Regions from separate parts of the Homo sapiens genome. Here all the other regions are linked to region 1. The links are chromatin contacts, found by Hi-C or POLR2A ChIA-PET in ENCODE. All regions are on one chromosome and are shown on one strand. Each heading gives the region's core, a stretch centred on a gene start or an enhancer-like site at or near the end of the contact. The rest is flanking DNA. Distances are from core to core; before and after follow the strand shown.

Region 1 (3,286 bases), core at 216-2,715:
CCCAGTTTGTGCCTGGCTCACAGATGGCCCACCCTAAACACTTTTCAGTCCTTCTGTGAATGCTAATTTAAGGTCAGAGATTTCCCAGCCCCTGCAAGTTTCAAACTTATCCTGGACTGTTATGGAGGCCGTGTGGAAGGTGCCAGGCCCACAGCTACCAGCTAACTTCCTGCCCCACAGTGCCACTACTTTGCCCCACCAGGAGGCAAACTCCCCGCTCCACCTGACGCTCCAGCTGTTTCCAAGGTTGCCCAGACATTGTCCTGCCCGCACTTTACAACCAGAAAGTCTTTTAGAGGCCATCCTGTCTCGCCCACTGACTTTACAGGGAAGGAAACTGAGTCTAGAAACCCATGTGCCTTGCCCAAGGTCACTTCAGCTCGTACAAACGAAACTCGAACCAAGTTGTTTCTTTCTGCCCGGTACTTAAGCACCCACACTCTGCCACTCGCGGTGACCGGAGCCACAAAAGACCCAGCCGGTGGGCCGGCGACACACAGGCGAGCCAAAGCAGGCAAAATTCTCTGAGTCCGAGCTCTCCAGGAACCTGAAGGCTGGCGCGGTTTTTGGAGAGGGTGGGAGCAAGCCAGGGTGGGACAAGAAAAGCGAATTTACGGCGGCCAAGGGGCTCTCCGCTGGCCCTCAGCCCCGGAGGAGGGGCCCCTCTCCTGGCAGGCCGCCCCAGGGGCCCCAAGAGACCCCCACCCCGCCTCCCCACAGCTGGAAGTCAGGCCTGGCGACCCCGGCAGGCTCACCGGGTGCGCAGCGCCTGCCACGCGGCGTCGATGTCGGCGTAGAGGTTCTTCTCGGAGGGCTTGCCCGAGCTGACGCCGTATCCCGAGTAGTCGTAGGAGAAGATGTTGCAGTTGATGCGGGAGCCGAGGCCAATGTAGAAGCTGCACATCTGGCCCAGGTCCACGGCGTTGCCGTGCGAGAAGAGCAGCGTGTAGCGGCTGGAGGGCGCGCAGCGCACGAACATGCAGCCGAGCCGGTTGTCCCGGGCCGTGCGCGAGAAGAAGACCTCGACGGCGTCCAGCTCGCGCTGCGAGTACTGCCAGTCGGCGCGCTCGCTGAGGTGCAGGCTGCACGCACCGGGCCCCGCGCCCGCGCCCTCCTCGGGCTGCTGCGGTGCCGGCTGGGCCGCGGCGGCGGCGGCGGTAGCCTGGGCCGGGGCCGGGGCGGACGCGCCGGCGCCGCGCTGCTCCGGCGCCAGCACCGTGTAGGTGGGCTCGGGCGGCAGGAAGGCCAGCTTGGCGGCGATGCGGCTCGGGCAGGGCGGGCAGCAGAAGAGCCAGCACAGCTCACCCAGCGAGAAGCCGTTCATCCTGGGGCCTGGCTCGGGCATCGGGACGGCCTGGTGCCCGCCGCCGGCCCGGCTGGCTGGCTGGCTGGCTGGCCCGGGAGGACGGAGGACGGACGCGCGGCGAGGGAGCTGGCAGGCGAGCGCGGAGGGCGGCTGCAGCCCGCCCGCCCGGCGGCAGGAGGAGGCGGAGGCGGAGGAGGGCAGGAGGCGGGGCCGGCCCGGCGGGCGCGGCGCTCGGAGCCCGGGCGGGTCAGCGGCGGCCCCGGAACCCAGGCGAGGCGCGGGCGGCCCGGGCCCGCGCGCGGCACACAAAGCCGGCGGCGGCGTCCATGGCCGGCTCGTGCGCGCCGCCCCCCGCTCCCGTTCCCGCTCCCGCACGCCCGCCGCCGCCGCCGCCGCCGCCGCCACTTCCGGGTTACCGCGCGGCGGCGCCGCCGCTGGGACGCGGCGCAGAGCCGGGCATCGGGGCGGGGCGCTGCGGGCAAGGGCGCGGGCACCTTCCCCGGCCTGGGAAGCACCTTCTCGACCTGCGGCCGACGGGGGCTTCCAGGCGGCTCCGGGGCCCGGAGAAGCTGGGTGCCGGGGCTGGGGGCTCTGCGCCCGGACAGCTGGGCCGATCTGCAGAGGGGACCCTGGAGGGGGTGCATGTGTCCCGGGGTGGACCGCTCCCCTCCCCTCCCCCTGGGATTCCCTCCCCCAAATCCAGGTTTCTCCCGTGGATGGAGGTTCTTGGGAGTCTACTGAAAAGGAAACTAAGGGGTGGACAAGAGTTGGAATGTGCCCGAAATATTTGGCTCTCGTGTGTGCTGCTTTCTGAACTGGCTCAGTACCAAAAGTTCTCAGCACCGTAAGGGGTACCGGGGTTGTGGGATAGGGTGGTCATCAGTGTGTTTCTTATTAGGAGAGGCTGTTTCTGTATAGGTAGCAACAGCGTTTCCTTTCTAAGGGCATGGTTTTACCCTTAGTACATTTCTGTATCTATAAAAGTCAGCTGTTAGAACAGGAGGGTACTGTATTTAGCAACAAACCATGTTGAGGTTGTCATTTCTAATCCCACGTGTGGCAGATTTTCCGGTAGTAAGTATATACTAGGTATCGTTTACAGTGTTTGTGTCTCTAGAGTTGTTTTGGGTCCAGGATTTTTCAGTGGTCTTAGTCATGAACGATTCTTATACTGCTTTAAATCTACTGTAATCTTGGCAGCCACCTTTACATGATTTTTCAAATATAACTCTCGGTGCCTTGAAACTGTGCTCTGGTGCCAGTTTCCACAGAGCCTTCTATACTTCCTTTTTCCCGCCTGATTTGGCAGCTGAAGAATTCCCTTTCAGGAACTGACAGGAGATACCCTTCCTGGACTGCCAGCAGGGCAGCTAGAGACTGGGAGGTTGGCACAATCCCTACGCTGGGTCTGTTGTTTTAACTCACAGATGTCCTGAGAATTTTACCTTTCGTTGTGACTTTCCACAGGACGAATATTTTGAGCACCGTCATCTAAATGAATTGCCGATACTGATTTCATTAACCTTCAGGACCTCGCTTTTAATTTTTTCTTTTTTAAGAGACAGGGTCTTACTGTATTGTCCAGGCTGGACTCCCAACTCCTGGGCTCAAATGACCCTCCGGCCTGCCTCCCAAGTAGCTAGGACTACCGGCACATGCCACCTTGCCCAGCTAGGACCTGGGTTTTAAAAGGCCATTTCTTCACTAAAACAATTTTACTTGTTTTTGAACTATTCAAACTTGATTTTTAAAAACCTGGTAACAAAGCCTGTCCAGATTGCATATTTGAAGTCTGTTTTGAAGGTTTTCACACTTGGTGAAACTCTTCACATAAAGCCCAATTCTAGCTTTGCAGGTTTGCATTTCCTTTTTTTTTTTTTTTTTTTTAAAAAAAGAATTTTTCTGCGAAAATCCTTTAAAAAGAAAAAAAAGCTTTATACAGCTGGGCACAGTGACTCACGCCTGTAATCCCACCACTTT
Region 2 (3,519 bases), core at 956-3,455, 630 kb before region 1:
CTCTGTTCCAATCATCTGCTCACTCTGCCCTGTGCCGGCCTCCGGTGATAAAATAAATGAGTGTTCTGCTTGAAGGCTGCCCTGACCTCACCAATCTCCTACTTCCAGTTTGTCACAGGCCTCGGGGACAGTTTGCTTCTCCAAATATTTTGTATATCCAGACGTTCCCATTTCCTAGGAGCAAAATAGTGCTACTATAGTCCTGCAGGGGGTCTACTCCATCCCCACTTTCCACCATCTGGGCTAGGTTATTTTGATGGCTACATAATATTCCACTAAGTGGATGTTCTATAACTTTGGTTAATATACTGGTAAATAGGTTACTTCCAGTTGCAAGATTAATTTTATGCATCTTTGTGCAGGAAGAGTCACTGGATCAAAGAACAAGTAGAGTAAAATTTTAATATATGTTGTTATTCTGTTCCCAGGAGGTTGCATACATTTGTACTCTCATCCGCTGTGTAACAACTATTTCTCCATACCCTCACCAACACAGGGTATAAACAAACTTCATGTTTGTCCATCAATAGGTTTTAAGAAAAGCCTCTCCTTGCTTTAATTTTTAATTCCCTAACAATGAGTGAGGTTCTGCATCTTTTTATAGCTTTGTTAGCCATGTCAATTAATTTTTCCACAAAGTATCTTTCCATGTCTAATGCATTCTTTTTGTTTATGGGGTTGTCTGAAAATTGCTTAATGATTTGTATGAGCCCTTGGTTCGATAAGAAAACTTATGTGTTAAAGTGTGTCCCGATTTTTTTCTCATATTATCTAACTTTTTATGAAATTTTGATGTGCTTAATTTTTTAATGGGATTAATTTACTAGTCTTTTCTTTTATGGGTCCTAAGAGTATTTACATGCGTTACTTCCCTCTCTCTTCACAAGGGCATAGGGAACATTTATTTGTTTGTTTGTTTATTTTTATTACTTTTTGAGACAGGATCTTGCTCTGCAGCCCAGGCTGGAGTGCAGTGGCGCGATCACGGTTCACTGCTGCCTCTGCCTCCCGGGTTGAAGCGATCCTCCCACCTCAGCCCCCCCAAGTAGCTGGGATTACAGCCCCGCGCCACCATGCCCGGCTAATTTTTGAATTTTTAGTAGAGACGGAGTCTCGCCATGCTGCTCAGGCTGGTCTCGAACTCCTAGGTTCAAGTGATCTCCTGCCTCAGCCTCCCAAAGTGCTGGGATTACAGGCGTGAGCCACCGGACCCCGCCAGGAACATTTATGATGTATCCCATTTCACCTTGGAGTAAACTGAAGCTCAAAGAATAATGAGTGAAACTGGGTTTAGATCTTGAGCTCCCTAATTCCCCATCCAGGTCTTCTTCACAGCCTGGCTGCCCTTCACATCTTCCAAAAAGGTCTTTCAAGTTGTCAATTTGTTTACACTACTCTTCCAAACATTTATATCGAAAGTTTAAAGGAAACAATAAGTACATAAAAAAGAAAGATAAGAAATAGACCTCAGTATTAACCTTTTCAAATATTTAGTTGGTGATAGCGCAGAAGAGGGGAAACCGAGGCTGTCCTTGCCATTCACGCTGTGAAGATGCGACCCTGGCTCACTCCCCGCAGCTCCAGGGCAGCTGGAAGCAGAGAACTCCCATATCTCTAATAAAGCCGGGCCTCTCGCAGATGTCAGCGCATTGCATTGACTCCTGGACACCTGCACTAAAGGCCCTTCAGGCACCTCCAACTAAATATGCCCAGAACTGAACTCACCCTATCTCTTCTCCATCTCAGGTAAGCTGCCAGGTGGCCAAGGCTGGGAGTCATGATGCTTTCTCCTTCTGAACATCCACAATCGGGGGCAGAGACCTTCACCTTCCATCTCCTAAACACTCTACGATGGGTCCTCTTCTCTTCACCCCCACTCCCCGCACCCCTGCCACACACCTCTCCCACCATTGCACGCGCCCAGTCTCCACGCGCATTTCCTCTCCCACCCTGCAGCAGCCGCCCTAGCATATTACCTCTAATGCAAATCGCACCACTGTCCCGCAGGCTGAAAGCCTCGGTGCACTCAGGACAAGAGTCCACGCTTCTTAAACAAACGGTCGACGTTGTCCGCGACCTGGCCCGGCCCAACGGGTCAGACCGTCATTGGCCATCTCACAGTCCCGGCGCTCCAGAGCCCCTCCCACAGCGGGACATGAAGGAGGCGGATACGGCTGGACCTTACCCGGCCCGCCCAAGGCGTCCGGGACCCGCCCAGGCGCTGACGCTAACTGGAGAGCCTGGCCCCGCGGTCTCCTTGTCCTGCCAATCTCCGGGAGGCGGGATCCGTCTGAGGGCCTGGACCAATTCGGGAGCGGGGGCGCGGAAAGAGGCGGGGCTACGAGCTCCTCCCAGAGCTCCAGCCTCCAGGCACCCGGGATCCAGCGCCGCCGCTCATAACACCCGCGACCCCGCAGCTAAGCGCAGCTCCCGACGCAATGGACCCGGCGCTGGCAGCCCAGATGAGCGAGGCTGTGGCCGAGAAGATGCTCCAGTACCGGCGGGACACAGCAGGCTGGAAGATTTGCCGGGAAGGCGTGAGTGAGGAGCTGGGCGGGAAGGGGTCGCGGAGACGGCTTCGTGGAGCCCGGGTCCCCAGAAGCCCCCAAGCGCCTCCTCTCCCCGTTGTTTTCTGCTCCCCAATCCCCTGGACCCGATTGAGAGGGATTCCAATGGGGATTGTTTTCTTCTTTAAAAAAAAGATTGGGCCTGTTATGCTCACAATGACTTCAGGTGGTAAGTATCTGTTCCTTTCACTCAGTGACTTGCCCAAGGTCACCTGGCTGTTGAATGCTGTTTAGGACTGGATGTTTCTGTGACAGTGGTAAAAGTAAATAAATTGCATTTAAGGGGTAAGCAGGTGTTTAAAAACAAAACAAAATGAAAGAATGTGGTCGCAGCTAAGGAGGTTTTTACATGTTGTTTAAATCCAGTAAAGTCTGATCCAGCATCTGATGCATACTAAGGTTTTCTTCTGTGTTCATTACAGCATGAACCCCTCTCTTTGTCGTTGCCAGAGGGTAGCATGGGAGTAGTTTTGCTTGACCCTTCTGACTTTTCATTACAGCATGAACCCCTCTCTTTGTCGTTGCCAGAGGGTAACATGGGAGTAGTTTTGCTTGACCCTTCTGACTTTTCATTACAGCATGAACCCCTCTCTTTGTCGTTGCCAGAGGGTAGCATGGGAGTAGTTTTGCTTGACCCTTCTGACTTTTCATTACAGCATGAACCCCTCTCTTTGTCGTTGCCAGAGGGTAGCATGGGAGTAGTTTTGCTTGACCCTTCTGACTTTTCATTAAGTAGCCCTGGGTTGCTCAAGGAAACAGAATGCCTGGTGGCTTTTAAGATAATTTTAAAAACCACCCACGGCTCTTGGAGTCAGCCAGTTAAGATCTTTTTCTTCATCACATTCTGCTGTGGGGACAGCTTTGCCCAAGACTAGTCCCAGCTTTTCCACGTATGGGTTGCACAGCCTTGGAGAGTCGTATCTCTTGAGGCCTCTTACCCCTCTTCTGTAGA
Region 3 (3,617 bases), core at 1-2,500, 770 kb after region 1:
AGCCAAAGCAGCGCACAATTGACATCTGAAGCCCAATGAATGTGATCAAAACAAAGCACTTAAATTTTGTTTGGATTTGCTGCCACTAGTACACATCGTAAAGGCAGATTTTCACACTCATACAATTTTCTGCATTCTTCAGTATCTGTCAGCGTGTTCAAATACTTTTAATACACAACTTTTAATACACAAGACACACTTTGGAAAACTTTTTCCGAAGAAAATGATCCAAAGAGCAGAATGTGAGTCAATAAACGGAGAAAGGCAAGCAGCGGTTTTCCATCTTCTGCGCCAGTGTGCTGTAAACTTTTAAGTCCGGAAAACTATGTTTTAACCGATGAGATAATGCCTTTCAAAGTGATTAGCACGACCGGGCGCGCGGTGGCTGACGCCAGTAATCCCAGCACTTTTGAGTGGCTGAGGTGAGCGGATCACCCTGAGGTCAGGGTCGAGACCAGCCTGGCCAAAATGGCGAAACCCCGTCTCTACTAAAATACAAAAATCAGCGAGGCGTGGTGGCGCCCGCCTGTAATCCCAGTTACTCGGGAGGCTGAGGCAGGAGAATCGCTTTAAACCGGGAGGCGGAGGTTGCAGAGCCAAGATCGGGCCATTGCACTCCAGCCTCGGTGACAAAATATAATAATAATAAAATTAAAAAGGGCTTAGCATAGTATCTGGCCAGTAAGAAGAAATTATGATTATTATTTTGACCTTAGACCTCTCTTAACTGTCTGAAATTCGGGTTTCTTAAAGGACACAGGCGGTCTCTGAGGCTCCCGCCAGCGGAAACAATCTCCCATTAAAATAGGCATCGGTTAAATATTTGCTGAACAAAGTAAACTACGTCTCCCCGAATCCCATTGAGCGCCTACTCGAGATCCGGACCGGAGCCGGGCAGGACGGGCCCGTCGGTCCCACACGCCGTATAAGTGGGTGGAGAATACCCCACACGCCCAGACCAATAGGCGGGGTGAACGAGGACCGTGTTCACCAACTCAGCCCGGCTCGCGGAATGCCTTCTGTTCGCCTCCGGGCTTGCAGTGGCTTTCCGTCGCAGGTCAGGCCGCGTTCCACTTCCGCCGGCAGTCCAGACACGCCCCTCCGGGTCCAATCCCCGCCCCTCACACACCTGGCCCCGCCCCGTCGGGAGCTCGGCGGTCCTCTCTGCGCTAGGTCTTCTTAGCGCCCGACGGGGCCACGCCCATCCCCGACGCTCTGAGGTCACCTACAGGGCCGACCCTCGGTGGGCGGAGGGACGGAGGGAAGATGGCTGCAGAGACCGGATATTGGCGCTGCCTCCCCGAATCCCGGACCTGCGCTGAGGAGGCGGTTCATCTGTGGCCAGCGGTGCTTCGGGACCCGCGCTGGGGGAACCCTGGCGACGGGGCCTGGCCCTGCTATATGCGGGGGCCTCGGCTGGAGTGAGCGGCGTGGACGCCTCTTTCCTCCGGCTCTTCCCTTGTTGCTGCGAGAGCGAGAGGGCCGCGGGCGGCGGAGGCAGCGGGGCCGGGATGGAGGACGTTAACTCTAACGTGAACGCGGACCAGGAGGTGCGGAAGCTGCAGGTGCCGGTGAAGAAGCTGGGGAAGCAGCACGAACAGCCGAGGAGCCGCTCGCGCTGTGCTGGGCCCCGGCTCCATCGCGGTTCGCCGGCTCCTCCACTCCCTCCTACGGCGCGGGGTCCCCTCGGGGCTTCCCCTTGGGTCTCAGCGCAAAGTCGGGCGGCGGGGCCGGATGGACCCGAGGCGGACGAATAACGAGGAGCTGCGAGACGCCACCTTCTTGCTGGCGGCGGGGGAGGGCGGCTTGCTAGACGACCTGGAGCGTCTGTCAGGCTAGGAGGAGGGGGAGGAGAGCTGGTGAGCGCCGGGCGCCGGGCGGGGCTGGGCGGGGACGCCCCGGTGGCGGAGGACGTCCCGGAGGATCCCTCTGGTCGGGCGCCTGGCTTTGTGTAGCCAGCCAGGTCCGCTCTCGGCGGGTACTCGTGGTCTTGCTCTGGCAGAGGGGAGGTCAGTTGGAGTTGGGGGTTCGAGGCTTGCAAGTACAGGGCTTGTAGCTCCTTCTCTGGATTGTGGACCCTCTGGGTGCTGGGCCCTATTGGGGTTGGTGGGTTGGTTGGATCCAGAAGGGCTGTTCGCCGTGGGGAGGAGTCGGAGGTGGGAAACTGCTTTGTAGGCAGGGATTCTGCTTTGTATAGGAGACCAGCTTTCGGATGCTGGTCTGGGCATTTTGGATGTTGGGGAGGGGTTTGGCTTGATGAGGTATCACCAAGTTCGGGGGGTGCAGACCAAAGTCGCCGACGTCTATGCAGCGGTTGGTGTTTGGGATCAATTTCTAGCGTGGATGGGGAGACCATGTGGATCAGCACTCCCCTTTAGGTAGTGGGGTAAAGCTTGCTCTGTGTGAAGAGGTCAGAGGATGGTGGTGTTTTGTGTGAAGAATCAAGGGTGAAACAAGAGCCCTGGCTCTGATATTTTAAAACAAGAATTGAGTCTGGCATTTTGCAGAGCTCTGAATTGACATTTATCACATCTATCCTTCATTTCCATGTCCTCCTATGGGCAGAAAAGAGTCCTATTTTAATACCTAAACCAAAGCTGTATTGTCATAAGCCACTTCTTGATGAAATTGTGACACACACCTTAATATCACTTTCATAAATAGGAAATGGGAGGCTTTTCTCCTCATTTTATTATAAAGATGTCTGTGGGAAATTCTCTTAATTCATCCTCTTTAAAATTTTACCTTTTAGCTAAAATGTCTCTGTTGAAATTCAAATTTCTAACTTAGTGAAATCGAAATCATTCATAGACTGTAGTATTGCAGGGCTCGAACTGTGCAGTGTTCTGAGGTAGTTAAGAGCTTTGCTGGATTCAGGCCCTGGGTTTGCCCAGGCCTGTATGACCTTGAGCAAGTTATTCTGAGCTTCACTTTCTTCCTCTATGATGGAGAAAATAATGATAGCACTTACCTCTATAGAGTTATGAAAATTTAGTAAGATAATCCATGTATGCATTTAGCACTGTTGAGATCTTGGCTTACTGCAAGCTCCGCCTCCTGGGTTCACACCGTTCTCCTGCCTCAGCCTCCCGAGTAGTTGGGACTACAGGCACTGGCCACCACTCCCTGCTAATTTTTTGTTTTCGTATTTTTAGAAGAGACGGGTTTCACCGTGTTAGCCAGGATGGCCTCGATCTGACCTCGTGATCCTCCCGCCTCGGCCTTCCAAAGAGCTGGGATTACAGGCATGAGCCACCATGCCCAGCCTATTACTCTTAAGCCTAGTTATTTAAATCAAACATTTAGTGAGCTCTTACATGATGTTATAGGAGACTCTGAAGATTCTCAACTGTTGATTCCTGTTCATAAGGCAGTTATAGTCTTGTTGAGAACTAAGTTTTATGCAGATAAATAAACTAGAAAGTGTATGGTGAATTGCCGAAAGAGAGAACAAAAGTACTGTCAGTGCGCAGTAACTGGGAAGAAAACAGTAGTCCAAAGTAGAGGGGCCAAACTTTGAGGAGGAGGCTTTGGAGTCTGGAAGTGAGGAAAGAGTGGGAAGGGCATTTTATGCTCTGACAGCTACAAGAGCAGAGTCAGAGATATTTGTAACTCCC

The links. A loop is a pair of places that touch in the nucleus more often than their neighbours do. ChIA-PET counts read pairs that join two places held with the same protein, here RNA polymerase II (POLR2A). Pooled maps may share reads with other maps.
Region 2: a loop to region 1 is called in a map of GM12878, with 7 times the contacts of the local background. The contact joins the promoter of TMC3-AS1 here to the promoter of ABHD17C in region 1. A Hi-C loop is called at or near these places in 1 of 168 maps with a recorded cell type or tissue (GM12878) and 8 of 50 pooled maps. POLR2A ChIA-PET finds 5 or more read pairs at or near these places in 1 of 52 experiments (H1).
Region 3: a map of chondrocyte shows a loop between it and region 1 (7-fold over the local background). The contact joins the promoter of ST20 here to the promoter of ABHD17C in region 1. A Hi-C loop is called at or near these places in 1 of 168 maps with a recorded cell type or tissue (chondrocyte) and 8 of 50 pooled maps.

Annotation. Positions count from the first base shown.
Region 1 is chr15:80,693,489-80,696,774 of GRCh38, reverse strand. ABHD17C (abhydrolase domain containing 17C, depalmitoylase) reads right to left here and starts at 1,465. Exons shown (of 3, transcript NM_021214.2): 1 at 756-1,465. The coding sequence starts at 1,345. RefSeq lists silencers at 642-701, 1,122-1,171, 1,262-1,681, 1,702-1,811, 1,832-1,991 and 1 more and an enhancer at 862-931.
Region 2 is chr15:81,323,019-81,326,537 of GRCh38, reverse strand. It overlaps TMC3-AS1 (TMC3 antisense RNA 1), which reads right to left and starts at 2,205. Exons shown (of 7, transcript NR_120365.1): 1 at 1,977-2,205. It overlaps STARD5 (StAR related lipid transfer domain containing 5), which reads left to right and starts at 2,397. Exons shown (of 6, transcript NM_181900.3): 1 at 2,397-2,537. The coding sequence starts at 2,439. RefSeq lists a silencer at 1,856-1,905.
Region 3 is chr15:79,921,385-79,925,001 of GRCh38, reverse strand. ST20 (suppressor of tumorigenicity 20) reads left to right here and starts at 1,250. Exons shown (of 3, transcript NR_037653.2): 1 at 1,250-1,550. It overlaps ST20-MTHFS (ST20-MTHFS readthrough), which reads left to right and starts at 1,910. Exons shown (of 4, transcript NM_001199760.2): 1 at 1,910-1,963. ST20-AS1 (ST20 antisense RNA 1) reads right to left here and starts at 2,231. Exons shown (of 1, transcript NR_028330.1): 1 at 148-2,231. RefSeq lists enhancers at 11-671, 873-922, 1,353-1,532 and silencers at 1,063-1,212, 1,833-1,882, 1,893-1,962, 1,983-2,092.